Linked DNA regions of Homo sapiens: region 1 is linked to region 2. Evidence: chromatin loops called from intact Hi-C (ENCODE). Cell type or tissue: Caco-2. All regions are shown on one strand. Each heading gives the region's core, and the rest is flanking DNA. Links, peaks and the distances in the headings are about the cores only.

What was found. Hi-C counts contacts between places; a loop is a spot of excess contacts. Peaks named below come from ENCODE experiments on the same cell type or tissue, not always from the same donor. Only the 100,000 strongest peaks of a DNase experiment are listed, where the experiment ranks them.
Region 1: a loop joins it to region 2, with 6 times the contacts of the local background. A loop is called at or near these places in 2 of 110 quality-filtered maps.

Annotation. Positions count from the first base shown.
Region 1 is chr10:5,140,603-5,152,966 of GRCh38, reverse strand. It overlaps a transcript of AKR1C8 not described here. Among named protein-coding and RNA genes, the nearest start is that of AKR1C8, 38 kb to the left of the region's middle. In Caco-2, for the core only: no CTCF peak of the experiment used is centred there; DNase peaks (open chromatin) are centred at 5,086 and 5,596.
Region 2 is chr10:5,275,755-5,288,118 of GRCh38, reverse strand. It overlaps the pseudogene AKR1C7P. Among named protein-coding and RNA genes, the nearest start is that of LINC02561, 11 kb to the right of the region's middle. RefSeq lists an enhancer at 3,359-3,653. In Caco-2, for the core only: CTCF peaks have their summits at 4,235 and 4,441 (motif pointing right); DNase peaks (open chromatin) are centred at 4,458 and 4,727.

The sequences.
Region 1 (12,364 bases), core at 4,518-7,017, 140 kb after region 2:
ATTTGTACATTGAACAGCTTTGTCATATAAAGGTGGTAGCTCCCTCCAAGAAAATGAAGACATGTTTACTGTCCAGTAATACAAAGAAAAGAAAATATCTCCCCGCATTAAAATCACAGCTTTAGGGGCTAAGAGAAAATTTTCCCTTTGCACTCTGAAGGGCCAATGAAAATCACCTGATGAAAGGCAGACTCATTATGAAAAGGCATACAATTTAATTAATGTTGGGACTCATAAAACAATACCCTCAAATGAAGGCCCCAGAAGCAAAAGGTTTTCTCTGACCCTCTCCTAATCTGCTGTCTCTCAGTCCCATTCTTCTCCAAGGCTAGCCACAGAAACTAGAATCCCTCTTCCCCACAGCATTTCCACGGAGAAAAATGTTAATGTCTGAAGTAGTCCACAGATGAGGTTTTCTAGAGTCCTTGAAGTATTTTTAAATTGCAATGGCAATCTGACAATTTTTCTGAGTTGTAGTTTGATCCTGGTGTTCCAGTAAATTTTCTGAGCAGTTTATACATCAACAGTCACAAAGCTACTTATACAAGTTGCTGTGATGATTTACTCTGAGCCACATAGATCAGTTTGCTTAAAAAATTGTGTCCATTTTTGGCGGTAACAGCAAATATGGGCTAGAGCTCTATGTATGATTCAAGCAAACAGTGGCATTCCCAAATGGGAACTGGAAAGACAAAAATTATGTTTCAAAAAACTATAGCACACCTGTTGTTAGTTGTTCTTGAGTTTTTATTATTTTCTGTAATTTGCACTAAATCCCAAATTCTTTGTGGGCTGCAAGTCCCCAAACTAGTGCTTTCAAATTTTTACATTTAAAACTGGAAATTGCACTCTTTATCCTAGAATTCATTATTTACCTGATAGTATGCTGTTTGTTTAAATGCTATACTAAAATTATAGATGACAATAATAATGCCTTTGTCATGCAAACCTTAGAATCCCAGCCCAGCCTGCATGAGTACAGACCTCAACTTGAGGTCAACTCTATTCCTACTATGACTCCTGTCAGCAGGAAGAAGCCAGAGTGGTCATTGGCCTTTTCCCATTTTTATAGCCCACACCTTAAGAATAAGGTGTTATAAAACTCAAAGGGGCTGGGTGCAGTGGCTCATGCCTTTAATCCCAGCACTTTGGGAGGCCGAGGTGGGCAGATCACCTGAGGTCAGGAGTTTAAGACCAGCCTGGCCAACATGGTGAAATCCCATCTCTACTGAAAATACAAAAATTAGCCAGGCATGGTGGTGTGTGCCTGTAATCCCAGCTACTTAGGAGGCTGAGGTAGGAGAATCACTTGAACCCAGGAGGCAGAGGTTGCAGTAAGCTGAGATTGTGCCACTGTATGCCAGCCTGGGTGACAGAACAAGACTGTGTCTCAAAAAAAAAAAAAAAAACCCAAAGGGAAGAATTGAAACCACTAGTACAAAATTATAATTAGAAAATTATTGCAGTGAAAGAGAAGGAAACAAACTGACTCCATCCTGCTTCTAACCTCCAAGCTCTTCTTGTTCACTCATGGGCATAGGCTGAACTAACTTTTGGGGGAACTTAGTTTGTAGTTTGAAACAAAGATGATAACAGCCCTTTCCCAAAACAAACCCTTTCCTGCCTGGGGACTAGACTGCTTTAGTAGGACTAATATATTAGCCACAAGATTAGAAATTATGGTTTACGAGTCATGCGGCTGGAGGCTATAAGATTCTGAACTTCCATAAATTGCTCCTGGATAACATCACTTTTGTAAAGCCTAAGATCAGTGCTTGAGATATTTTGCAGACCCTGAACCTGATAGATCAGCTGGTGCCACCCAGATTAATAAACTGGCTCATTCGGTCTTGTGCCCCCCACCCATGAACTGACTCAGTGCAAGAGGACAGCTTCAACTCCCTATGATTTAATCTCCAACCCAACCAATCAACACTCCTGACTCACTGGTCCCCTACCCACCAAGTTATTCTTAAAAATTCCAACCCCTGAGTCTTCAGGGAGACTGATTTGAGTAGTAATAAAACTCTGTTCTTCTATATACCTGGAACAGTGTGAATTAATCTCTTTCTCTATTGCAATTCCCCTGTCTTGATAGATCAGCTCATTCTAGGCAGTGGCAAGGAGAACCCACCGGGCAGTTACAATGTTGTCTTGATTAGGTCTTATTTCTTGGGAAACTGAGTCTCCTTTCTATGAGAAGTAGAGGTTTTTTTTTTAATCTTTGCATTATTATGTGGCTAAATGAATGACTTATTTTACAGTGATCTGTGACTTTATTTTGTGGTATAAAATGTCTTAAGGCTTTGCTATTTGACAAACGTTCCAAAAATCAAAAGTTCAAGTTACACATTTAGTCTTTTTTACCTCATTAACTTTCACAAATATTAGGGCTCCTAAAGTCCAAAACTTACATATTTGAGATGTTAAAATTATACAGGAAGCATTGTCAAATATGAAATAGTGTTTAACTTTCTTTGAGTGTGATTTATATAGGGTGTTATTAATATGTGTTCTTCAATTATATGAGATTTCTATAATTCTGATATATCTTAGTATATATTCTTAATTATTATAATTTTTATGTTAAATTGGTGTATGGCATAAAATATTCCTTTGTCAATTGTGTCTTTGATCATGGCTATCCTAAGAATTTTGTCATCCAAAGACAATTGTTGTCTTAATTTGATCCTTCTCAAAAAGCAACTTATAATCACCTCTTGTCCAAGACTTGCTTCTTTAAATACACTTGCAGAAAGGAGTCCAACGGGTACATTTAAATGCATTTTTGTAGTAACCATGGAAATTGTGCCATTGGACTAAAGAAAACATCCTGGAATCCCCTCAGTGAAGAGCTAATATGTTCATAAAATTATTAGCTCCAATATCAAACAACATGAGTTCATTGCATGGGACCAAACTAATAGAAGACTAAAACAATTTTATGACATTTTGTTTAAATTACTGCTGATTCTTTCTGTTTTGTTTTTCAAAGTCCAGAAGACTTTATTCTTTTGAGCTGTTTTTATAGCTTTCAGTGACTGAGTAAAATATTCTTTTTTGAGAAAAATTTGAAACAAAATTTGAAAAATATTTTTTCTCTTCGCCTAATTCTTCCAGAATTTGAAACGTATTTGTGAGTATTCTTAATTTATGGCAACATAGTTATTCACATAAGTTTAATAAGAATGTGTTTGTTTTTGGAATAAGACACTAATAATTTATCAAAGCTTTAACTGGAATGACATATTTGCAGAAATGAACAGATTACTTTGAGAAATGGAGGTTAACTTTATAAAGCCAATAAAAGTGCCTTGGAAAGACTGTCCTTTTACCTTGCCTATTCCATCTACAGGGTTTCTTACCTGTGAAAAATAAAGAATGCCATTTTATGACAGGTCCAGTAACTTCAAGTTATTTTGAGACCACAAAAAAGAGAAAATAAACCAATTTATGCAATTCATCTGAAGGCACAGATACATTTTTGGCTGAGATAGAAAGGTCTTTAAAAGTCTAATCTGAGAGTCTTTTAAATAGCTTCAGCAAAGCCAATTTATAAAGAGCCTATTGAACAATAATTATTCTTGTTGCAATGTATGCAAATAATCAGGCCAAGAATAATAAGACTATGACATATTTTGCAAATAAATTGTTTCTATCATTATTTGTCTTTGATAAAATCTAGGGACTGGAGAGAAAAAGTATGTTTCAAAAGAAACTATAGTACACCTGTTATTAGAGTCTACACTTGTCCATTGCTTCTCAGTTTTTATTACTTACTACAATTTATCTGGTCTGAATCCTAAATTATTTTCTGGCTACAAGTCAACAAAATTATGTTTTCATTTTTTTCTACTACTTTCCTTACTTGGAATCACCAAACATTTAAATATATATAACAGCTATATATATATTTGTGCTTACTGACTGTAGAGTTTTTAGTAGTAAAGACAGAATCTGTCTTCCAGGATTCCTTTCCTTTTCTTGTTGTAATCTGACCTTGGCATCTTTTTTTCTATTTTTTCTTTCTTTCTGTCCCTGCTTTCTTCCACAGGACGCAAGACTTCACAGCCTCCTAGAAATTAGACTTCCTGGTATGACATAGGAATGAGCCTTACTAAGAAAGGAAAGAAAGAAAAATATATTCTCTGGACCCCATACTCACTATGTCAGAAGGAAAGTTAAGCTTGGTAATGGAGTCATCCAAAAGCTGCCTTCCTTTTATTTCCAAACAGATATCTGTAATTTTGCATGCTTACTATATCCTATATAAAATGTAGATTTATTGAGCGCAAGACAAATGCACAATTTTTTCCCTACTGCTTTGTTTTCACGTGTAAGATAGTAGATTCAGTGAGCACTAATAAGAGGCTCACAAGAATGTAATCACTTGCCTCATTCTGTACCTGACCTGCATTTTTTTATCCTCAAATATTTGTTCTTTACCCTTTAGATATTGCAGTTCCCAAAATCCTCTTTGAAAAAAGTTCAGGTCAAAGATCTTACTGTGACTTGCATTTTTCTTTCTTGGGTGTGTCCTCAACCTTGCCAAAACAAACCTCTAATAGATTGATATCTGCCTGGGTTACTTTTTGGTTTACAATAAGATCAATTATTTATTTGAGGCACATGAGTGTTATTGCTGACTCAAGGATGCCCTGCATCTCTCCTCCCCACTTCTTATTTTTACTTTCCTCCTTCCCTGCTTCTCCCCTCCTCCTCTCTATCTCCTATGTTCCTCCTCCTCTCTATCTCCTATACTACTGAGCATTCTCCTGGCCTCCTGAGATCAGTTTCTCATTCAGCCAGATTGTATACAATCTTCAGGCAGAAGCCCCCACGTAGCAGCCACCTAGTCCCTTGAGTCTTGTGAAGCCAGAGGCCTCACACCTGGCTACTGGAGGAAATGCTGAGTAGAAAAATACAAAAAAAGGAGGGGAGTTTCAAACCTGATATCTCTGTGGCACAAGAGTAGTTGAGATTTGGCAGCTTCGCTGAGCCAGGCAGAAGCCTAATGCATGGGTGGAGGCCCCACCCAGAGTCTCTACTTGAGCAATGATAAGCAGAAATGTGGGATCAGAAGTCACCATGGTGTTTCTACCTAGTGGAGATGTGGGAGCAGGACCACAGCCGTCCAGATCCCAGAATCACAGACCCTTTGGCAGCTTGAAACTTCTGCCTGGAAAAGTCTCACAGGCATAGAACTCCAACCTGTAAGAGTAGCCATGTGGGCTGTGCCCAGCAAAGCCATGGAGACAGGGCTGCCCAAATGCTTGAGAGCTGGCCCTTTGCATCAATGTGCCCAGGATGCAGGACACAAAGTCACCAGAAATTATCTTGGAACTATAAGGTTGAACGTCTGCCTTGCTGGGATTCTGGCTTCCACAGGTCCTGTTTCTCCTGACTTTACCCACACCATTTTTTTTTTTGGTTAATTTTTTACCTTCTGGAAAAGGAATGTTTACTCACAACTGATAACGATGTTGTACTTCAAAAGCAAATAACTTGTTTTTGACTTCACAGGCTCATAACCAGCAGGAACTTGCCTTGAGTCTGAGATGAACTTTTGTACTTTGGAATTTTAAGTTGGTGCTGGGCCAGGGGAAGAATGCTGTAATTGCGATATTTGACCCTCTAAACCATATGCTGAGTTCTCAATGTAGGAAGTGGGGCCTAGTGGGATTGTTATGGTCATTGGGACAGATCCATCATGAGTGGCTTGGTGCTCTGCCTGCAGTAGTGAGTGAATTCTTGCATTATTTCTTTTCTTGATGGCTGCTTGTTAAAAAGAGCCTGGCACCTTACTCGCCTTCTATTGCTTTCCTATCTCACCATCTGACGTCAGCGCATGCTAACTCCACGTCTCCTTTTGCCATGAATGGAAGCAGCCTGGGGCCCTCACCAGAGGCCTACCAGATACCAGTGCCATGCTTCTTGTACAGTATGCAGAACCATGAGCCAAAGAGACTTCTTTATAAATTACTCACCTTCGGGTATGCCTTTATAGCAACACAAATGTACTAAGACAGTATCTAATTTCTCTACACACCTAGAACCAGTACATCCTGAGTGAGTGATCTTAATACCCGATAATCACAGACATACCATTAGTGACAAAGCTTTCCATTTGAGAAGATAACCCTTCTAGACATTGGCTTAGGCAATGATTTCATGACCAAGAACCCAAAAGCAAATGCAATAAAAGCAAAGATAAGTAGCTGGGACCTAATTAAACTAAAGAGCTTTTGCATGGCAAAAGGAACAGTCAGCAGAGTAAACAGACAACCCATAGAGTGGGTTATTTTGAATAGTTTTCCATAACTATTCAAAAGTATCATATATAGAGTCACTAATTTCCTGGCCTTTCACAAATTGTGGAGTATGGTAATGTGGATAGTTTATGCATCTGCAAAAACAGTTCATATTGTAAACTATTAGCACTTTCTATATTACGAGACATAAGCTTCTCTCTCGGGATATCTAGAAGCTCTTAGGTCATGGATACATTGCTTGATCTGTTATTTCAAATACCTGAGCTAATTTTTTTAACTTTACCAATCAACATTAGTTACAACCAAGCAACATTATTTTATTGAATAATTTTTTTTCTTCTTTTATTATTATACTTTAAGTTTTAGGGTACATGTGCACATTGTGCAGGTTAGTTACATACGTATACATGTGCCATGCTGGTGCTGCACCCACTAACTCGTCATCTAGCATTCGGTATATCTCCCAATGCTATCCCTCCCCCCTCCCCCCACCCCACAACAGTCCCCCAGAGTGTGATGTTCCCCTTCCTGTGTCCATGTGACCTCATTGTTCAATTCCCACCTATGAGTGAGAATATGCGGTGTTTGGTTTTTTGTTCTTGCAATAGTTTACTGAGAATGATGATTTCCAATTTCATCCATGTCCCTACAAAGGACATGAACTTATCATTTTTTATGGCTGCATAGTATTCCATGGTGTATATGTGCCACATTTTCTTAATCCAGTCTATCATTGTTGGACATTTGGGTTGGTTCCAAGTCTTTGCTATTGTGAATAGTGCCGCAATAAACATATGTGCACATGTGTCTTTATAGCAGCATGATTTATAATCCTTTGGGTATATACCCAGTAATGGGATGGCTGGGTCAAATGGTATTTCTAGTTCTAGATCCCTGAGGAATCGCCACACTGACTTCCACAATGGTTGAACTAGTTGACAGTCCCACCAATAGTGTAAAAGTGTTCCTATTTCTCCACATCCTCTCCAGCACCTGTTGTTTCCTGACTTTTTAATGATTGCCATTCTAACTGGTGTGAGATGGTGTCTCACTGTGGTTTTGATTTGCATTTCTCTGATGGCCAGTGATGATGAGCATTTTTTCATGTGTTTTTTGGCTGCATAAATGTCTTCTTTTGAGAAATGTCTGTTCATGTCCTTTGCCCACTTTTTGATGGGGTTGTTTGTTTTTTTTCTTGTAAATTTGTTTGAGTTCATTGTAGATTCTGGATATTAGCCCTTTATCAGATGAGTAGGTTGCGAAAATTTTCTCCCATTTTGTAGGTTGCCTGTTCACTCTGATGGTAGTTTCTTTTGCTGTGCAGAAGCTCTTTAGTTGAATTAGATCCCATTTGTCAATTTTGTCTTTTGTTGCCATTGCTTTTGGTGTTTTAGACATGAAGTCCTTGCCCATGCCTATGTCCTGAATGGTATTGCCTAGGTTTTCTTCTAGGGTTTTTATGGTTTTAGGTCTAACGTTTAAGTCTTTAATCCATCTTGAATTGATATATGCAAATCAATAAATGTAATCCAGTATATAAACAGAGCCAAAGACAAAAACCACATGATTATCTCAATAGATGCAGAAAAGGCCTTTGACAAAATTCAACAACCCTTCATGCTAAAAACTCTCAATAAATTAGGTATTGATGGGACATATTTCAAAATAATAAGAGCTATCTATGACAAACCCACAGCCAATATCATACTGAATGGGCAAAAACTGGAAGCATTCCCTTTGAAAACTGGCACAAGACAGGGATGCCCTCTCTCACCACTCCTATTCAACATAGTGTTGGAAGTTCTGGCCAGGGCAATTAGGCAGGAGAAAGAAATAAAGCGTAGTCAATTAAGAAAAGAGGAAGTCAAATTGTCCCTGTTTGCAGACGACATGATTGTATATCTAGAAAACCCCATTGTCTCAGCCCAAAATCTCCTTAAGCTGATAAGCAACTTCAGCAAAGTCTCAGGATACAAAATCAATGTACAAATATCACAAGCATTCTTATACACCAATAACAGACAGAGAGCCAAATCATGAGTGAATTCCCATTCACAATTGCTTCAAAGAGAATAAAATACCTAGGAATCCAACTTACAAGGGATGTGAAGGACCTTTTCAAGGAGAACTACAAACCACTGCTCAAGGAAATAAAAGAGGATACAAAGAAATGGAAGAACATTCCATGCTCATGGGTAGGAAGAATCAATATCGTGAAAATGGCCATACTGCCCAAGGTAATTTACAGATTCAATGCCATCCCCATCAAGCTACCAATGCCTTTCTTCACAGATTTGGAAAAAACTACTTTAAAGTTCATATGGAACCAAAAAAGAGCCCGCATCGCCAAGTCAATCCTAAGCCAAAAGAAGAAAGCTGGAGGCATCACGCTACCTGACTTCAAACTATACTACAAGGCTACAGTAACCAAAACAGCATGGTACTGGTACCAAAACAGAGATATAGATCAATGGAACAGAACAGAGCCCTCAGAAGTAACACCGCATATCTACAACTATCTGATCTTTGACAAACCTGAGAAAAACAAGCAATGGGGAAAGGATTCCCTATTTAATAAATGGTGCCGGGAAAACTGGCTAGCCATATGTAGAAAGCTGAAACTGAATAATTTTCCATAACTATTCAAAAGTATCATATATAGAGTTACCAATTTCCTGGCCTTTTGCAAATTGTGGAATATGGTAATGTGGATAGTTTATGCATCTCTAAGAACAGTTCATATTGTCAACTATTAGCACTTTCTGTATTATTGGAAATAGAGTCTTTAGTATTCTCAAGTTTGGTTAGATTAGAGTGGTCATTCCATAAACTCCAAAATGAATTCAGAAAACTCAGTATAAATTCTGTTCCCCTAGAACCACTTCCACTGCCAAAATCAATATGGTTAAAATTCTCCAAAGAAACAGAAATCTAAAATATATATAGATATAAATATATAGATATTATATATAATATATATCTAAATATATTTAATAATATATCTAGTATATGTTAGATCCATATGTTTACACATGTATTATATATACATGTATATGTGTGTCATCTCATATATAAATGTATAAAATCATTTTTATGATTTTATGTATGAACAGGAATACATTTGAGGGATTGCCTCATTTCAATTATGTTTTCTGAAAAGCGCTACCAAGCACCTTTCAAAAGCTGTAGAACCATGAAAGCCAGTGCCATGGCCAATTCCAACTGTGAAGGCCTGAAATCAGGGGAGTCATCAAAGTATCCTCCAGTCTAAGGCTGAAAGCCTGAGAAGCTGAGGGCCACTGGTGAAAGTCCTAGAGTGCAAAGATCAGAAGGCCTGGAGTTCTGATGTTTCTGACGTCCAGGGGTAGAAGGCACTCGTGAACAAGTTCAAAGATCAGAAGGCTTGGAGTTCTGATGTCCACGGGTAGAAGATGGGTGACCCAGCTTCAGGAGAGAGAGAGCAAGCTGACTTTTCCTCTGCTTGTTTATCAGAAACGTCAGCTAATAGAAGGGTTGTTTCCCATATTGAATTAGGGCAATTTTTTTAAGTTGGTCCCTTGATTCAAATGTCAATATCATGCAGAGTCATCCTCACAGGTACACCCAGAAATGATGCCCTACCATGTATTGGCATACTGCTTAATCCAATCCAGTTGGCACCTAAAATTAACGGTTACACTTGATATATTCCTTATAAATTAACCCATTTATGAACACAGTACACCTCATTTTGTTATGACTCACTTTTTTGTCCTTCAAAGATACTGTATTTTTTTAAAAAAGGAATTGAACATTTGTAGCAACCCTGCATTGAACAAGCCTGTTAGTACCATTTTTCCAATAGCACATGTTCACTCTGTGTTTTTTCCCCACATTTCAGTAATTTTTGCAATATTTCAAACTTCCACTGTATTATTATATCTGTTATGGTAATGTCTGATCTGTAATCTTGATGTTACTGTTATACTTGTTTTGGGATACCCTAAACTGTGCCCATATAAGATAGTGAATGCAATAGATAATTGTGTGTCTTCTGACCGCTTCAGTGACAGGTGGTTCCCCTATCTCTTTCCCTCTGTTCAGGCCTTCCTATACCCTAAGACATAACGATGTTAAAACTAGGTCAAATTGTAACCCTACAGTGACCTCTAAATATTCACATGAAAGAAAGAATAACGTATTTTTCATTTAAGCACAAAAGCTACACATGATTAAGCTTATTGAGGAATGCATGTTGAAGGCTGAGGTAGGTTGAAAGCTAGGTCTATTGTGTTAATTATTAGCCAAGTTGTGAATACAAAGGAAAAGTTCTTTAAGGAAACTACAGTGCTACTCCAGTGAATACGAAATGGTTAGAATGCAAAACAAGCTTTACTACTGATAAGAAGAAAGTTTTAATGACGTGGACAGAAGATCAACCAGCCACAACATTCCCTTAGGCCAAAGCCTAATCCAGAAGAAGACCTTAACTCTCTTCAAGTGTATGAAGGCTCATAGAGGTGAGGATGCGGCAGAGAAGATGTTAGAAATCTAGTAGAGGTTGATTCATGAGGTTGAATAAAATAAGCCATTTCCATAACAAAAAAGTGCAAAATAAAGCAAGTACTGATGGAGAATCTGCAGCAGGTCAACCAGAAGATTTATGTAAGATCATTAATGAAAGCGACTACAATAAGCAATCGATTTTGAATGTAGATGAAAGGGCCTTGTACCAAAAAAGGTGCCATCTAGGACTTTCATATTTAAAAGGAAGTCAATGCCTGGATTCAAAAGACAGGCTGACTCTTGTGTTAGTAGCTCCCATTCCTGGTGATTTCAGGATAAAACCAATGCTTTGTTATAATTTCAAAACCATGCTCTATAAATAGAAAAAGCTGTCTTACAGCATAGCTCTTTATAGCATGGTTACTGAATATTTCAAGTCTACTGTTTAAAATAAAAAGCAGAAGTTGAAACCTGCTCAAAAATAGAGATTCCTTTCAAAATATTACTGTTGAATGGCAATACACCTGGTTAATAAAGAGTTCTAATGCAGAGGTACCAAAAGATTACTTCTGTTTTTATGACTGCTTTCACAATATTTATTCTTCAGTACATGGATAAAGGAGCAATTTTAACTTTCAAGTCTTATTGTTCATAAAATACATTTCAATCAGTTACAGCTGCTGTAGATAATGATTCTTCTGATGAATCTAGGAAAAGTAAATGGAAAGCCTTCTGGAAAGAATTCAGCATTCTGAATGCCATCATGAAAATTTGTAAGAAATTCATAAGAAAATGTCAAAATATCAACATGAATAGAAGTTTGGAAAAAGTTAATTACAACTCTCATGGATGATTTTAAGGGGGTTAAGGCTTTGGTAACTGCAGATGTAATGGAAATAGCAAGAAAGGTAGAATGAGAAGTAGAGCCTTAATATGTGACTGAATTGCTGTAATTTCATGATAAAACTTTAAGAGATTAAGAGTTCCTTCATATGAATGCACAAAAAGTTGTTCTTGGGTTGAAATCTACTCTTTTCTTAACCATTGTGAGATGGTGAAGATGCTGTAAATATTGCTGCAATGACAACAAAGGATTTAAAATATTATGAAAAGATAGTTGATAAAGCAGTGGCTGGGTTACAGAGAATTGACTTCAACTTTCAAAGAAGTTCCACACTGTGTAAGCTGTCAAACAGCAGAGAAATCTCTCTACAGAGAAATCTTTCATGAAAGAAGTCTATCAATGAGGCAAATTTCATTGTTGTATTTTATTTAAGAAATTGCCACAGTCATTTCAGAACTCAGCAACCATGACCCTGATCAGTCAGCAGCAATCAACAGTGAGGGAATAATTTCTTTCTTTCTTTCTTTTTTTAAATTATACTTTAAGTTCTAGGGTACATGTGCACAATGTGCAGGTATGTTGCATATATGTACATGTGCACAATGTGCAGGTATGTTGCATATATGTACATGTGCCATGTTGGTTTGCAGCACCCATTAACTCGTCATTTACATTAGGTATTTCTCCTAATGCTATCCCTCCCCCAACCCCCCACCCCACAACAGGTCCTGGTGTGTGATGTTTCCCGCCCTGTGTCCAAGCG
Region 2 (12,364 bases), core at 3,377-5,876:
CCACTCCTGGTTAGAAATGTGAAGGGCCAAGGGCCTAGGGGGAAGTGGAAACCAACATGAATACTTGCTGGCAGCTTTGCTGTGAGGTTGTTGGGGCTGGAAGTATTTGCCAGGGAGTTTCGACCATCCAAACCTTTTGTCACGTAAGAAGCCACTGTGATTCAGAACATTAGGTAATTCGATGGGAAGACTTAGGGGGCACAACATCACAGTAAGGACTGAAATACAGCCATCCACTCAGTTCATGGCAGAGAACTTGAAGTGTCACACTCTGGTCACGGTAACGTAAGGGCAGCTTTGGGGTTGCTTTGGAGGGATTGCCCCCAAAATGAGAGACCAATGGATGGGCTCAATCTTGGTAGAACTCTGTCATGAGATATCACGAGATAACAGCTGCCAGAAAGGGTCAGTAGGTTTTCAATGACATAATTATCCATTTCATCCATTAGGCATAATGTGTGTCTTACATATGTTATATGTAATGTTTATTACTCTTAGAAAAGACAGAAAAAAGTGCCATAGAGAATAGAACAAAATTCCCCATAACCCCCTCATTTACCATAATAAATTGTAATACGTGCACGTGCTTAATATTCAGACATTTCAAATGCACTAAGTGAAAAAGAAGCTTCCTTAATACTCTAATTGGTGTTTTTACCTTAAGTCACTGCAGGAACGAGAAGCTTTTTTCCTGCGTGTGTGTTGTGCTGTCTTTTGTCCTGCTGTTCTAGGAAGCTTGCTAGGGCAGAATCTCAGATGTAGTCATTAGACTATCCACTGTTTGAAATTTGAGGCAGAGCGTGTACATATTATCATCCTAACGTTGCAACGCCAGCTTGGTGAGGTGACGTCTGTGTCCTGGGTAAAACCAGGCCAACTATTGACTGCAACCCTTACTAATAACATAAACAGTTGATTAACACCTATTTTGCATGTTATATGTATGGTATACTGTATTCTTATAATACAGCAAGCTAGAGAAAAGTAAGCTAGAGAAAAGAAACTCAAGAAAATCATAAGGAAGAGACAATATATTTGCTACTCATTAAGTGGAAGTAGATCATTACAAAGGTCTTCATCCTTGTCTTCTTCACACTGTGTAGGCTGAGGAGAAGGAGGAAGATGAAGGGTTGGGGTTGCTGTCTCTGGGGTGGCAGAGGCAGAAGAGGTGAAGGAGGGGGAAGGGAGGCAGGAGAAGTAGGCACACTTTGTAATTTTGATTGAAAAAAATTCATGTATAAGTGGGACTGTGCAGTTTAAACCTGTGTTATTCAAGGGTCAGCTGTAATATGTATGTAGTGTGTGTGTGTGTGTGTGTGTGTGTGTGTCGATTGACCTGTCCTTCCTATTGAGTGCCTTAGAAAAATTCTCCCAGTATCAGAAGTTTTCCCGTTGGTTATTCTTGTACAATTGATTCATATGGAATGAGATGTGATTTTTCCATGCTCCAGGGTGAAGCCAATTCCACTAATTTATTTGGGAGTAGAAGCTTACAGGAGGTTAGTTGCTGTCCTCGGAGTGTGCAAGTCTATCATGGAAACCCAAATGATCAAAAGGGGAGCAGGAGGCCAGCAGACTATGAAGATGCTATTGGATAGCAGAGACATGGGCTCAACCTAAATGCCCGTCCGTGGTAGACCAGATAAAGAAAATGTGGTACATAAACACCGTGGAATACTGTGAAGCCACAAAAAAGAACTAGATCACGTCCTTTGCAGCAACATGGATGAAATTTGAGGCCATTATCCTAATCAAACTAACACAGAAACAGAAAACCAAATACTGCACGTTCTCACTTACATGTGGGAGCTGAACAACACACAGGGATACTGGGAGGGGAACGACAGACATCGGGACCTTTTGAGGTTGGAGGATGGTGGAGGGAGGGGATCAGAAAAAATATTTATTGGGTACTATGCTTATTACCCAGGTGACAATCTGTACACCAAACCCCTGTGACACAGTTTACACATATAACAAACCTGCACATGTGTCCCTGAACCCAAAGTAAAAGATTAAAAAAAAAAAGGAAAATGCCATTGTGGAAATACATGGATTTTCTCTGAGTCAGGCAGATCGTTGACTCCTCTTACTCCTGTTTTATAGACCCCCAAGAGCAAGGCTGGTGAAGCCACCGAAGTGGCTATTGATGCAGGCTTCCGTCACATTGATGCGGCGTTCTTCTACCAAAACGAGGAGGAGGTCGGAAAGGCCATTCGAGAGAAGATTGCTGATGGCCCTGTGAAGAGAGAGGACATTTTCTACACCACTGAGGTGAAATTTCTGTGTGTGCAGTGGCCAGAGGCCACCGTCAGTTCAGATGTATTATTTAGAAAAACAATGTGGTCTCAGAACAATGTATTTACCTAATATTGTGAAGGCACATTATCAAAACATAGGAACAATGTATTTCTTACCTAATATTGTGAAGGCACGTTATGAAAACATAGAAAAGGCTTTTCTCTGAGATGTGTGAAAGGTGGGACACTGTTCTTCAATGTCTCTGAGCGGCAGGTATTATTCATATATGAGATGAGATCGATAATACTTAAGTAACTGTTATACGATTACCCAAGGCATTCTGGGGCCACTCCGTTGATTGTTCAGTAATTGTTCTCAGGACGTATCAAGTGAGGTTGGGATGTTATTCAGAAAAGGGAGCCAGACTGGGAAATACTTTTTTATTTTTCAACTCAGCATTGAGTTTCCTGAATGTTATAACATTTTCCTAGGGTGGAAAACCTTTCTTCCAATGTAAATAAAGCCTTGGTTACTGGCGATACAGCCTATGCCTGTTTACACTGACGACAACTTGTTTTTAGAATGCATCTCTCAGCAGAATTGTTTTGAGGAATTCATTATACAGGACAGTAGATTCCATTCCCCGTGTCCTGACATTTCTCGACTGCTCTCAGAGGACGATGCCATTAACCCTTGATGCATTAAAGTTGATTTTCCTGCTCCATCTAAGTTTTATTCACAGTTTTCTTACATTGCAGTCATTCAAGTAAATCTCAGCATCTCATCAAGGATGTAATTTACCCTGAATAATACAAATGTAGCCCCAGTTCTTCTAGTTTGAGACCACAGTGTTTTGTTACTCATGTGTCAATTTCTGTTATGTTTAATTTTGGTCCCCAAGTGTGTGAAATCATAAGCTACTTTTTATTTCTTTTGTTCACTGCAGCTTTGGACAACTTTCTTTAGACCAGAATTAGTTCGCCCAGCCCTGGAAGGGTCACTGAAGAAACTTCAACTGGACTATGTCGATCTCTTCATTATCCACAATCCATTGGCTATGAAGGTCAGCTTTTGTTTTTTCCTTCTTATGCCCCAAACAGTTTCATCACTGTTACTAGCACCTCCATTGTCTCATTCCAGCTTGATTTCCTGGGTTCTTTCCGAGAGGGGTAGGTTTGAGTGAATTGCATAGAATTGCTAAATCATTCACGAGTCTCCTTCACAGCCGAATGACATTGCAATTTTCTGTCTGTGCTCATCCCCCAGCCTTAAGCGAGATGCAGGTTCGATGATCTCACTTCCTCTATGCTAGAAACATGAGGGCATTGCCCTGCATTTCTTAGTGCTTGTGTTCCTGAGTGTAGGTTCTGAGCTATTAGGTTACTACAGACTACAGAGATACAACGTGAAATCTCCACCTCTTTATGGTGAGGGTCTCTCCCGTATGTACCCTCAGCCCACAGGAGAGAGAGGTACATGGGATGGCACATGTGGCACAACTGGACTCCTTTGGGCTTCAGTGATCCAACCTCTCATCACAGTGGACATTGGCTGAGCACATCTGATGTCCTCATTATCCAAGTTGGGTGAGCATAAACGGGGGCTAAACACACTGATCAATAGTTATGGTAAGCGCTGTCTTCCACACCAGCCTGTCCTTCAGAAATGAAATAAATTTCAACTGTAGGGACGGCATTCTTAGTGAAGTGTGGGGGTGTATGGAGGAAGGAGCCTGCAGGTAACTGGAGAAAAAGTGTTTTGCTACAGTCTCTCAGACTGTTCTCATCTTTCTTTTTTCCCATGTCTTCTCTTACCAACCCTCACCCCAAACACGCACATGCACATCCACACATATCCATATCCACACACATACACTCATGCACACACACATATGCACACAGGCACACACACATGCACACACATACACACGTCTGCACATGCAGACACACAAGCACATACATCCACACACATGCACGCATGCATGTTCAGATTAATAATCACAGCCTTCTGAAAGTGGTGTGGCTAAGCTCCTTAGGCGCCAGAAAGGGAATTCTCATAGAAAACCTTCTTCTTTATCCTCTGTTTTCCAGCCTGGGGAGGAATTGCTGCCTAAGGATGCCAGTGGAAACATTATTTTTGATACTGTGGATCTTCGTGACACATGGGAGGTATGTTCTGCTGCAGACACCAGGTGGCACTGTGTGGTGAGGTTGGAATCACAGAAGGAGGGGTCAAAAGAGATGGGGTTTTGCTCCAGCAGTTGTTTGACCTCAGACGTGGAACTTCTCTGCGCCTCCGTGTTCTCATCGTTGAAGTGAGGGAGTGGAATGAGATAACCCCTACGGTCCATTTTTAATTTTAACTTCTATGGCTCTACATAGACATGGAAGCAGCTTTACCCCTGAGATCAGGTTGAGGACATGAGCCCTAAAGAGGAGTCAGCATAGAGAAGCACAAAAGGAGTCAGCGCTTTATCCCGGGACAGAAACACATCACAGAGGAGGAATAGCTGCGGCCTGACTCAGCAGGAGGGTGGAAGGTGCAGGACAGTGAACCCGCCCTTGCAACACCTATACCATTCATTTATTTTTATCGTTGTAGAAAGAGGTAGCAACAAACCCTTTACTAGAGGAAAAGCTGAGAGTTTCTTTTGCCCTTGACTATGGTGTAGTTTGTTAACTATTGCATCCTAACAGCAAAATAGGTACCATAGAAGAGAGTGGGATAGGTAAGAGGAAATGGAAAAGCAGCTTTATGTTTATTTGGTGTCCCCAGTGTGCATGTAATAGAATTAAGGAGACAAATATGTACGCAGAACAAGAAAAGGCATTCAAAATTAATTTATTCAAGGGATAAAACGGTTTGATTCATTATAATCGTAGTATATCATAAATCAGATTTTCGGTTTATAAAAAGTCAGTGACAAACGAAATGGACAAACTACAGTAAAGGTCTACCACCCATTTCCTCCCTCCCCAGGCCCTGGAGAAGTGCAAAGAAGCAGGTTTAACCAAGTCCATCGGGGTGTCCAATTTCAATCACAAACTGCTGGAACTCATCCTCAACAAGCCAGGGCTCAAGTACAAGCCCACCTGCAACCAGGTGAGCCGTTAGCCCACCGGGGCCTTCTCTGACTTTCTGCTCTTTACACACTTCCTGCTTAATCATGCTTCCAAGTTTCTGGCTTTATATCACCTGTGTAGATGACAGCTACTTTCATAGAAATAGAAAATACTAGAGAAAAACAGTTTGAGTGGAGTAGAAGAGCCTGACTTCAGTTCTTTGGGGATGGGTGTGAAGTTCCTATGAGACAGCCAAGCGGAGGCAGAGTTGGGAGGTGGTCGCTTTGGTCTGGAGCTCAGGGGGTGGAGGTGGAGACACAGTGTTTGAAATTATTGCTGTATAGATGGTAACAACTCACAGACAAGGATTAGCTCTCCTAGGGAAAGTTCATGGAATGAAAAGGAACAGGCAGGAAAGTTCACAGGAGAGGGTGAGGCAGAGAGGCACTGGCAAGGAGATTGAACAGGAGCTGCCAGACAGGTGGAGACAGCCAGGAGACTGTGGTGTCGGGAGCCAAAGAAAGAGCATTGAAGTGGCTTGAGTCAGACATAGGTAGGTCCTACTGTGAGCAAACACTCCAATAGGGAAAGATAAAAGTGGCTGGATTTAGTGGCATGGAGGTTATGGGAAGCCATGCAGGGCCTGATCCAGAGTGGTAAGCACTAAAGCCAGATCAGAGGAAAGGAGTGAGAAAGAGGAGGTGTATAAATCGTAATCAAAACATATGATTTTAAAAGAAACATCCAATATAGCCAAATATCAAACATGATTTATGACATTGTTAAGTTTAAAGCTTTGTGTAGACCATTTTGATAATTATACAAAAAGCAGTTCAAAAATGTATACTCTGTCTTAGTTTTATATTTCTAGGGATATTTGTAGACAAGACGTGTTAAAAACTCCCATCTATATTATATAGTAATATAATATATATTAACATATATATATAATTTCTAAAACCAAATGATTAGAATTTTGAATATCCACAAATGAGGAATTAATTAAAGTTCTGATGGCTTCATAGAGATCTTTGAGAGGATATTATGAAGACTAATAGCAAAAAGGGAAAGCTTATGTTATAATATTATATCAAAAGTATATCAGAGAATTATATACTATTCTGTTTTTCAGGATGCTTTTAAGCCACAAGAAACAGAAAACTCAATTCAAACGGGCTTAAAGTTGATTCATTTATAGAAAGTTTGGGTCTTTGTTGCTCTAGAAGCTGTAAGATACTCTCTTGAAATGAATATATTTTGTCTGTGCTCCATGTTTGATCGCTTCAGAATGGCTCCTCATGGCAATTGGGCTATAGGTCTCCTCATTCATGTTCAGCACAGCAGAGAGGGTTTTCTGGAGCTGTTTCTAAAGAGAGAAGAATAATGGTCACAGAAGTTTTCTAGCAATTTTTTTCTCATGTTTCATTGGCTTGAACAACATATTGTGCCTTTCATAAACCAATTAATGTAAGAGAAAGGAAGTTTGTGACACAAAAGTGTGAACTGGCTTCTTCTGGGGCACAGAAACTGAATATGGAGGAAGGGAGAAATAACTGAACAAAATCAGGATTCTTATAAAATATGCTAATCTATACTATTCAGTACATATACTAATTTTAAATTATTTAACATCTTAAGAATAATAAAAATGACTAAAATTAAGCACACAAAATGATTAGAGGTTGCTACGTGGTTCTGGTAAAATTCTAGGTGACCTTGTTGTATTTTTTCCTATATCTGACATGAAAATATTTCTTTTATAACTTTTAAAAGTTTTTATTTTTGTAAATTTTTAAAAAAAGATATAGAGAATATGAGGAGTTCAAAAAGTTCATGGAAAAATGGAATTAAAAGATGTTTATAAATATATGAACTATTTTTCAAAATAAGCTTTACCAAATTCAGTATAGTTTTTAAAGCATAAGTATATGCTTATGAGTATATGAACTAAGTATGTGAACTAATAGCAAATAGTAGCCATTTAGTTCATCTCTAAATAACTGAGAGTCCTGGTAATTTAATCATGTCAATGTATTCTTTTTATTTTTTACATTATTAACTGTAAGAAAAAGAGTCTCTGTTAAAGATTCTTAAAGATTCAGACACAAAAAGAACTCAGAAGGAGCCAAACCAGGACTGTAAGGTGGATGACTAATGATTTTTCTATCAAAATTCTTGCAAAATTGCCCCTGCTTGATGAAAAAAACGAGTAGGAGCATTGGTATGGTGAAAAATAATCTCTGGTGAAGCTTTTTGTGGGTGTTTTCATACTAAAACTTTGGCTAATTTTCTCAAAACAGTTGCTATTCTTCTTTAGCCCTCCAGAGAGTCAATAAGCAAAATGCCCTGAGCATCCCAGAAAACTTGCTATGACCTTTTCTCTTGATTAATCTCCTTTTGCTTTGCCTGGATCATTTCCACATCTTGGTAGCGATTGCTTTGATTTTGCTTTGTCTTCAGGATTGTACTGGCAAAGCCATGTTTCACCTCATTTTACAATTCTTTGAAGATGCTTCAGGATCTTGATCTCCCTTACCTAAAATTTCCTTGGAAAGCTTTGCTCCTGTCTGTAGCTGATCTGGCCACAACAGTTTCGTCACCCATGAATTGGAAAGTTCACTCAACTTAAATTTTTCAGTTACTATAGTGTAAACTGAACCAGTTGAGATATCTATGGTGTTGGTTATCATTTCTGCTGTTAATCATTGGTCTTCTTTAATGAGGGCACTAGTAAGATACATTTTTGTTTTCCTGCAAATTGATGTGAATGGTATGCTGTTGCGGGCTTCATCTTCAACATCATCTCGTTCCTTCTTCAAATGAATTATTCATTTGTGAACTTCTGATTTCTTTGGGGGATTTTGCCCATATATTTTGTGTAAAGAGTCAATAATTTCACCATTCTTCCACCCATGCTTCACAATAAATTTGATTTTTGTTCTTACTTCAATTTAGCTGAATTCATGTTTTTCTGATAGGGGAGTTGTTTTATCTTTCTCAATGCCTCAAACTAGATCCTGTTCAGACACATCATAACAAATTAGTACAAGTTTATTTTGGAGCATTTTTTTTTGAAATCCATGTATGGTTTTTTCATAATGCACATTTTCAATCAATTTTTTGAATATCCCCTCATGTTATAATCATTTTCTTTTTATGTACCCATCATCACACTTAAGCAATAATTATCTCACAACCAAACATGTTACGTAGATAATTCTACCTCTGTATTATTTTGAAGCAGACATGATATCATTGTATCTGAAAATGTTTTGTAAAATATTTTAAAAATCTCTAAATCTTTAAATAAACATTGCCAGAATACTTTTATACCACTTGAAATTGTAGCAATAATTTCTTGTTGTTAGTAAATATCATGAGTGCTAAAATATAATTTTATCATATTTTTAAAGTTGATTCATTTAAATTGATGTGGAAATAAGGCCCATACATTGCAATTGGATGATATGTCTCATAAATCACTCTTTTTTTTTTTTTGAGACTGAGTCTCGCTCTGTCACCCAGGCTGGACTGCAGTGGCACGATCTTGGCTCACTGCAACCTCCACCTCCTGGGTTCAAGCTATTCTCCTGTCTCAGCCTCCTGAGTAGCTGGGACTATAGGCATGCACCACCATGCCTGGCTAATTTTTGTATTTTTAGTAGAGACGGTCAGTCTGGTCTCAAACTCCTGACCTCATGATCTGCCCGCCTCAGCCTCCCAGTGTTTTGGGATTACAGGCGTGAGCCACTGATCCCGGCCAAATCACTCTTTCAATAAATAAGTTTGTTCTCTTCTTTTTTTTTTTTTACTTCTCTCCTCCTCTTCCTCTTCTGCCTCCTCTGTCTTCTCTTTCTTCTCTTCTTCCTTCTTCTCCTCCTGCTCTTCTACCTTCTCTTCCTTCTCTTCTTCCATAGTCCTCATTCTCATTCTGCCTCTTTCTTTCCTTCAATTTACTAATGAAAACTTAAGCCTTTTATTCCTGTAAAGTTTTCCTCCGTATAGGATATACTGGTTGATCCAGTGATACAATTTAACATGTTCCTTTTGTACTTTCTGTAAATTGAAAGTTAGAGCTAAAGATTTGATCACAATTGGTTAACATCATTTGAACTCATGAATTTTAACAAATATGTCCTTTTCCCAACCATTGTAGTTACTATGCCTTTTGTTGCTCAACTTGCCATCATTTTGACCAGCAGGAGCCTTTTCAATTGAGCTTCTTGGTCCTTTGACTTGCCTCATTTTCTTTATGTTCTTTGCCATTTAGAATGTAAGCTGTTCTAGGCTGAACTTGTAGCTTCCCCAGTCAGAACTAGAATTAGCCATTTTTCTAAGAAATCTTGGTTTGTCTGAGTAGAAATGTCATTTAGAGACTATAATTTGGGCACGAGAGATGTTAATCATTTTAAAACACTAATAAAAAAAGAATAAGTAAGTTATCATGTTAGTATGACCACTGATGGAATTTGAAAGCATTTCAGAAGGTGCATGGGGAAAATGACCAATATGAAATACATAGTACATATATTAATATAGTACTAGATATTCCTTCAAAGCATTTTAAAATTTACATGTGGTTATTTGCTCATGTATTCTGACACCTTTTGGTCTTGAAAAATTACAGGTGGAATGTCACCCTTACCTCAACTAGAGCAAACTCCTGGAGTTCTGCAAGTCCAAGGACATTGTTCTAGTTGCCTACAGGGCCCTGGCATCTCACAGAGACCCAAACTGGTAATAAGAGTATCGAAGAGTTAATCTATATCAGCAACTCTATTGATTAAGAAACTTTTAGCATTTCATTCTAGATCAAGTCAAACATAGAACAGTGAACACAACGGTGCAGTGAATTCCCATGTGACACCACTGAGCTTCAATGTCACCAACATTCCTTCCCTCCTGTTTCATTTGTATATCTGCCTTCTCCCAACCCCACTCCAAATACAATTTCAAAGTGATTTGAAGGTGAAATTTACATAGACTGTAATGCATATACGTTAGCTGTACAATTTTGATAAATGAATGTACTTTGTAATCCACATTATTGTCATGATATGGAAACTTTCTCCCAAAAATGTTAATTGGTGTTCCTTCTGAGACAATTCCTCCCCACCTCTAGGCAACTATGTTCATAACGTTTTCGGTCTTAGATTAGTTTTGTCTGCTGTAGTACTTTATGTAAAGAAGTCATATATATTCTTTGGTGTAGCTTCTTTTGCTCAACCTGTCTGTGACATTCATTCCTGTAGTTGCAGGTGTCTGTTCTTTCCATTTTACTGCTGGGAAATATTCCATTATATGGACATGTACACCACAAGTTGTTTATCCATTCACCTATTGATGGGCAGTTTAGTTGTTTCCAGTTTGCCACAATTGCGAATAAATCTCTATGAATATTTATGAGACACCTTGAAACATACTATATTGTGTCTTCTCTCATTGTCTGGGGCTTTGGGCAAAAGGGTAGCACACTCTAGATTTTTCATCTATACTCTTCATATCTGTTGTTTTTCTCCAGGATGGACCCAGATAGCCCATATCTCTTAGAGGAGCCAACCTTGAAATCCATTGCCAAGAAATACAATAGAAGCCCAGGCCAGGTTGCCCTGTGCTATGAGCTGCAGCGGGGGGGTGGTGGTCCTGGCCAAGAGCTTCTCTGAGAAGAGAATCAAAGAGAACTTCCAGGTACAGGTCAAGTGGTGTTGCTCCAAAGTGAGCCATGGGCGCTGGTCTGGGTGATCTCTCTTCCAGGGGGGAATGCACCATATGTCATTCATGCCCGTGCTTCTCTCCTCTGTGTGCTAAGGGAGGGGGCAGGATGGAAAAGTGCGAAGAGATCACTGGATTCACAGTCCTAAAGTTTATCACCTCTAGGGCTGGCTTTGCCACTCACTAGTTGTGTGACACTAAGCAAATTTCAACTCCATCATTTTCATGAGTTTCAGGAGTTCTACATGGTAAGGAACTTTAAGGACCTTCATTTCTCTCCTTCACCATCTCTATCTGACAAACCTCTATTTGTATTTTATGATCAAACTCAAATAGGATTACCTGCTTTGTTACATATCATACATACATAACCATTGGGACACTCTAGCACATTTTTCACCACAATAGTGCCTGGCATGGTTCTGTTAGTGAGTCTTTTCCCTTTTAACTTAACATTGTTTGCTAAGATGTCAGTGTGCTCTCTGGACTGTGAGACCCTAAATGCTGTGACTCCTTCTGGGTCATCTTTTATCACCTTTCCCCTGGCAGTGCCCCGGGCTGGTAGGAAGCTAGGTATAATTTCATAGACTGACCAAATTATTAATAGTAAATCAATGAGTAAAGATTTTGCCTGAAGCCTTCCTCATATACACTCCAATCCATTAGATCAATCAGTGGTCTTTAATTTACTTTGTTTTGAATTCTAAAAGAATTTTGAAAGACTATGTATGCTGTTTTCCATTTAAAGATGGCAGCTAGAAAAATCAACATGAGTTTAGTTATTACAAAGGATGATATTTGAAGCATATTTTCTAATGTATTTGTTTCACAACTTTGTAGCTCTAGATTAAAATTTTTAAGTTATACAAAAATCAAATAGGCAAATCTAAACCTTGTTACCATACAGAAAAAAATCTTATTTTATTTTATTTTTCAATTTAACTCAACATATTAATACATATCCCTGTGACAACCATGTCATTTCTGGAGTATATTTTTAAGATGAATCACTGATGGGTAAATGTATGGGTGGATAGGTAGATAATGGACAGATATAGGTAGAGAGAGAGAGAGAAACACATTAGATAGATATGTATATCATAGATGGACGGAGAGATAGATAGATAGGGCTCTGAGTTTTCCATCTTCTGCATGAAATAATGAACTTAATTTTTTTAAACCACATATCTTTTTCTTTGCTTTAAGGGATTCTTCATCAGGGGACTATGTGTCAATGTGTTTTCAAATAAAAACAACTCTTGGCTTAAGTAAGATAAATATATTCAAAAAAGGTTTTTTTTGTTGTTTGTTTTTTTTGTTTTGTTTTGTTTTGTAAGGAAGTAGTATTT